Linked DNA regions of Homo sapiens: region 1 is linked to region 2. The links are chromatin loops, found by intact Hi-C in ENCODE. Cell type or tissue: IMR-90. All regions are shown on one strand. Links, peaks and the distances in the headings refer to the core of each region. The heading gives the core; the rest is flanking DNA. Region 1 has its middle 250 kb from the start of MIR5702. Region 2 has its middle 300 kb from the start of MIR5702.

The links. A loop is a pair of places that touch in the nucleus more often than their neighbours do. Peaks named below come from ENCODE experiments on the same cell type or tissue, not always from the same donor. Only the 100,000 strongest peaks of a DNase experiment are listed, where the experiment ranks them.
Region 1: it touches region 2 in a loop (2.0-fold over the local background); 2 of 110 quality-filtered maps call a loop at or near these places.

The regions. Positions count from the first base shown.
Region 1 is chr2:226,405,955-226,408,878 of GRCh38, reverse strand. No RefSeq gene overlaps it. Among named protein-coding and RNA genes, the nearest start is that of MIR5702, 250 kb to the left of the region's middle. In IMR-90, for the core only: no CTCF peak of the experiment used is centred there; no DNase peak of the experiment used is centred there.
Region 2 is chr2:226,352,973-226,355,896 of GRCh38, reverse strand. No RefSeq gene overlaps it. Among named protein-coding and RNA genes, the nearest start is that of MIR5702, 300 kb to the left of the region's middle. In IMR-90, for the core only: no CTCF peak of the experiment used is centred there; a DNase peak (open chromatin) is centred at 1,266; H3K27ac peaks cover 300 bases.

The sequences.
Region 1 (2,924 bases), core at 190-2,689, 53 kb before region 2:
TACTAGTTTCAAGTACGCATTATCAATAATCTGTGTTTAATTTTTAAGTTAAAACTTCAACTCATAAAATCAAATGTGTGAGATGAGTTTAGAATAGAGAATTCTTGGAGAATTGAAATAAACTGTAATCCACCCACTTTTGGGGCTGCATGGAACTCTGTCTGTTTCTTGCTACATTTAGCAGTGTAGTTCAAATTTAGGAAAAAACCTGGCAGGATGAACAAACGTTTTGTATGTAAAACGTGAAGTAAATTTCACGTGGTAATAACTTTGTGATAGGGCTCTTCCTACTTGTGTTTTCTTTAATGGTTGCTGTCTGCAATGTTTGAGTTTAAAGCCATCAACAAATCAACTTATCAACTTAACCAAACCAAACAAAACAAACTAGAAAGCATAGACAAAGATGGTGGTGATAAGGAGAAACATTTACATGTACTTAGCTGTTCTCCTTAGGACGAGTTTTGTCTGACACATTTTTTACATAAAAACACAGCAGCTTACAATACCAATTCATGGTTCATTAAAAACCTTTCTCCTGACTGTAATTCTCATTGAAATCAGTGGGGACAAAAACGGAAATGGATTTTAGAGTGATGGTGAGCAGACTCTTGCTATGAATGGAATCCCATTCATGATGACTGAAGGATTGCTTTGCGTGAGTTACGGAAGCAGCATTGACTCTAAGTGTTGGGTTCAACTTTAGGAAGAACTGGAAATCCTATTGGTGTATAGATTTATATTCAGGTGTTACTTTGTCAAGCCAATGCTAAAGTTATGGTCAACCAATATATTTTAGCAGTGTAAAAGAAATAACTTTGGTTAAGTAGATATAAAGAAATTACTAAAAACAAAGATTTTTATATTTAATTCTGATTCCGGCATTTTCTCATTTTATGTTTGTCCTCAATAACCTTAATGTCTCAGTTGTTACCATCTCAGAAATGGGGATACCAATGCTGCTTCATAATGATACTAGAAGAAACCATGTAAATGTTATTGCAGTCATTCCGCAAGAAGAAAATATTAAAATTTTAGAAAAATTTATGTCTATGTGAAAACATTTTCTATTGGATTTATTGATAACTCTAATGTTTTACCTGTTCTTTTGAGTTTTTTTTTTTAAATTGACACACCAATAACTTACTTAATTGCTCTTTTGGAGACATTCTCATTGAAAAATGAAAACCAGCAATGTTCCTTTCATTCTTTCTTTAAGTTCTTTTTTGAGTTTTTAAACATCTCTTTTTTTAATCTAAAGCTATCTTGGAGTCTTTTTCCTCTCCTAAAATGTGGGATAGATTCATGCAAGAGAATTTTCCCCAGTGCTCCAGTCTTGTTTATAATAGTAAATTCCTTTTAAATTTTATAACTGGTGTCTCCAAGGGTTCACAATTCAACATTAATGTGTTGGGGTTGAGCTACCCAACACCAGTTTTTGAAGAAAAGAACCAAGTGATCAACAAGCCAACAAATGGCGAAAGCTATTAAATACGCTGAGATTCTAGCTATTTATCATTGATGTTTTGGTAATTGTGATTTATTAGGGAAGTTACAAAGCTCTGAGTTCTCCCAGCTTCCACTTCTGTATTGTGGTCCAAGCTTACTGCTTTTGTTTGTGACATAAATCATGTCTGGATACCAAAGACTCCAGATCTGCTAACCTCTAAGCTTTTTGTTTTATTTTTTTTCCCCCTATTCTTTGTGTTTCCTTTTTAGGAAATGTTGATGAGTGATTATAGGCATATTACTTCTTTCATGCCTATTTCTAAAAATAGGATCTAGAAATATTATTTTGGGTATAAAGGTTACTAGGAGACAGGTGAGCTTAAAATTTTTGGCATTTGACTTTCTTCTCTCTTTTTAAAAAAACTTTTTGTATCATTTTGAATCAGAATCACTTAAATCAAAGACTTGTTTTCTTCTGAAATCCTGGCAATAAAGTAGATAATTAGAAAATTAGTCTTCTAAATATTGCTTTGAGAAGTTACAGGTTACAATCTTTCTTCTTTGAAGAACCCTCCTAGAATTCTTTGCCCATAAGTATTTACTTCCTACGGTCTTTTCTGTCATTCACAGTTCACTTCAAATGCCATTTCCTCAAAGAGGCGTTTCTAGTACTTTCTTAGGTTGTCCCCTGACATTGTTCTCTATTATGTTCTTGCTTTCTGTCAATATCTGAAATTATCTTATCTATTTTCTCTGTCACTTTCTGTATCATCTTAGTAGAAGGAAAATTCTGTGTGGGCAGAGACCTGACATCCTTGCTTTCAGTTGTATCTTCACTTCACAGTACAGTCCAGGATTCAGTATGCAGTAGACATTCAATAAATACTTGAATAAATTCAATACATAAATGAATTGAAGTTAGAAATAGATTTTTCCCTGCAGTTTACTGCATGTGTAATCTTAAGCACATTACTTCATCCCACTCACCTTGTATCTTCTTTTGAAAAATAGAGTTGAGTATTGTGATTTAAAAGGTTGCTTTAAGGTAGAGAAGCGCTATACCTTTAACTTTGAAAATTCCATCTAGTTAGTATTGCTGATAGCAAGAAAGCCCATTAGTTGTGTCACTCTACTAATGAAAGTTTGCAAGTATATTTTTTATTTTATTTTTATTGAGACAGAGTTTCACTCTGTTGCCCAGGCTGGAGTGCAGTGGCGTGATCTTGGCTCACTGGCAGCCTCTGCCTCCCGGGTTCGAGAGATTCTCATGCCTCAGCCTCCCGAGTAGCTGGGATTACAGGCGCGAGCCACCACGCCTGGCTAATTTTTGTATTTTTAATAGAGACGGGGTTTTACTGTGTTTGCCAGGCTGGTCTTGAACTCCTGAACTTAGGTGATCCACCTGCCTCAGCCTCCCAAGGTGCTGGGATTACAGGCATGAGCCACCGTATCTGGCTGTGAATATATTTTAGTTGACG
Region 2 (2,924 bases), core at 242-2,741:
ATTTCCTTCCTTCCTTCCTTCCTTTGCATCCTCTTTGCTTCCTTTCTTCACTCCCTCTCTGTCCTCCTCCTTGTTTGCAATTCTGTCTTTCTGTTGGCTTTTACCTTCTTCCTCCCTCTCTTCTTCCCTTCCTTCCTTCTTTCCTCCTTTCCTCTCCTTCCTCTTTTCTTTCCTTCCTTCTTTCTTCACTCTCATTCTGTCCTCCTCCTCTGTTTGCATGTTATTCTTTCTGCTGGCCTTCTCTCTCCATCACTCCACTGTCTCCATTTGTCTGCTTCTATCACCCCACCTCTATTTTTCCCCACCATCTTCCACTGATGGCCATCAGTCTCATTAGTGTCCTTCTTTAGTTTGTTATGATCTGTTTAAAATGCATATTTCATTACTCACTTGTTTTAAATAATCTAAAATTTTTATACCTCTGGATTAAAAAGATAAGTAACAGTAGGCAGGAGAAATGTTTTACTTCTTTAAAAGCAAATCCCTGAGATCTAACTGAAACCATTTTAGACATGCCACTGCCCAGGTTGGCAGCAGCAAATGGAGATTTCTTCCCTTTCATTATGATAAAACATCAAGGGCTTCCTAGCAGGAAAGAGAGACAGAGGAATTAGGACTTCTACAGGCTCTAATAGATTAGCACCTGCAGTCTGAGCTTCGCTCAAATACAGAGGAAATTGGACTGGGCACAGTGACTCATGCCTATAATCCCAGGACGCTGGGAGGCCGTGGCGGGTGGATCACTTGAGATCAGGAGTTCGAGACGAGCCTGGCCAACATGGTGAAACCCCAATTCTACTAAAAATACAAAAAAAAAAAAAAAAAAAAAGAAAAGTAGCCAGGCTTGGTGGCATGCACCTGTAGTCTCTGCTACTTGGGAGGCTAAGACATGAGAATCGCTTCAACCTGGGAGACAGAGGTTGCAGTGAGCCGAGGTCACGCCACTGCACTTTATCCTGGGTGGCAGAGCAAGACTCTATCTCAAAACCAACTAACCAAACCAACCAACCAACCAACCAACCAACCAACCAACCAACCAACCCTCCCAAAACATAGGAGATTGGTCAGTGCACAAGACTCTGGGGCCAGATCCCCCAGGCAGCTCACAGCACTAAGCAGGGGCCTGGCTGAGTAGAGATCTGACTTGGAGGGCAGCCATGGCCAGGCAGTTGCAGGGAGATTTCCTGTTGTGGGGGAAGGGGAGAACTAGAGGCCCTCCCAGGGATTTTCTGAGGCTGGGAATCCTGTGTCTGTTAGGTAAGCATATCTGTAGTGACACATCTGTCTCTACTTGCCTGTATTTCAGAGCAATTAAGGAGACTTTAAACATAAGTGAGGATAGAATGACCAAGAAAAACTCAAGTGCATTCCAAGGCCCATGGTGTCATGCATGCTTGGGAAGGCCAATATCCTTGTGCATTTGTTCACTTATTTAGTGGAAGGTCCACTAGAATATGGGCAAAAGGAGTCACTTGGTAGACAGGAAACTTTTTATTAAGAGATACCTATGATGAAGCTACTTTATAAAAAGTCAGAATTATTTCTTGTATGAAATACTTATATCACTTTTAATAACACATAATGATCCTTATGATAATATAAACAGAAGTGAAATCTGAATGGGAACAAAATTTTATTTTCCTTCCCTCATTGAAAAGCCTCCCACTTTGTAGCTACTTCTTTTAGGGTTGTTACAGAATGATACACAGCCTATCTCTGTCACCCGGTATGTGGAATTCTTAGAATGAAAACCTGTGTAAGTACCAGAGCTCAAATACTTAACAGAATAATTACAGTGTAACCAGTGTTTCCACTTCCTTATATGTTATATTTTCATCAGCATTCTTAATAAAATGACAATTGAAGAAGCTGACTGAAAAGCCACTATCTTTGAGAACTCCTGGTCTTGAATTCCCTCGTGTTTCTGACATTTATAACGTTGCTTGCAGGACACTTTCATCCACTGTACTAGTTTGCATCTGTAGAGTGTATTTAGCTTCATAAAGCTCTTTTATATGCATCATATGATTTTGCATTTGTGGACTACTTTAGTGTTTATGAAGCACAGTCACCTAAATGGTATCATTTGAGTTTCACAACAATCTTGGTGTATTCATGAGGGGCCAACTGGAAATCGGCAATTTTAAAATATCCCCAGGTTGCAAAGGTAAGAGGGAAGAGGTAACCTGCTCTTGTAATGAAGCCACATTAGAAACCTGGGCTTCTCATTCCTTTTCCTGCAGGAAACCACCAACCAGTACAAAAAACCTTTGCAGATTTATGCAAAGAGGGAATGATGCACAGAATCTCGAACAGAATTTATGACAAAATTTCCACAAGCTGGGTGCAGCCCTAAGCGTAAGTCAGGGTAGGAGTGTCGCCCTTTTCCACGTTAAATCATTCCAGCTATATGAAGCACATTAAGATGACAACTGCAGGACACGGCCTTGATTTAGAACTGAGCCACACACCTGTTCATCTAAATATAAACAAATTTGTAACCTGAGCTCATGGCAGTCACTTGATGGTGAGCAAGTGAAAGCTGGGGCTGGTGCCTGCCTGCAGCCTGGCTCTGGGCTCACAAATGCACAAGGGCCAAGGAAGCACCCTGCCAACAGGATATTTGGCATTGTGTCTGGTGGTCACAGTGATCTTCTATCTCACCAGAGAGATTATAATTATTATCCTTCTTATCCGTATTGTTATTTTTAAGTGTGCTTAGTTTGCTCTTGTGGCTCCTCTTGTACCCAGCTTGTTGAATGTTCCAGGCCTTCTTGGTTCATATATGTGCAAGTTGCCTGAGTTGCTGTGTTTAAAGAAAGCGTTCTCTCAGGGAACTTGTTTGCTGGGCTCCAAAACACTGAATTAAATCTTACTGTCTATGTGAAGGCAATATTCTTTCAGGTTATAAAGTCCTTGATTAT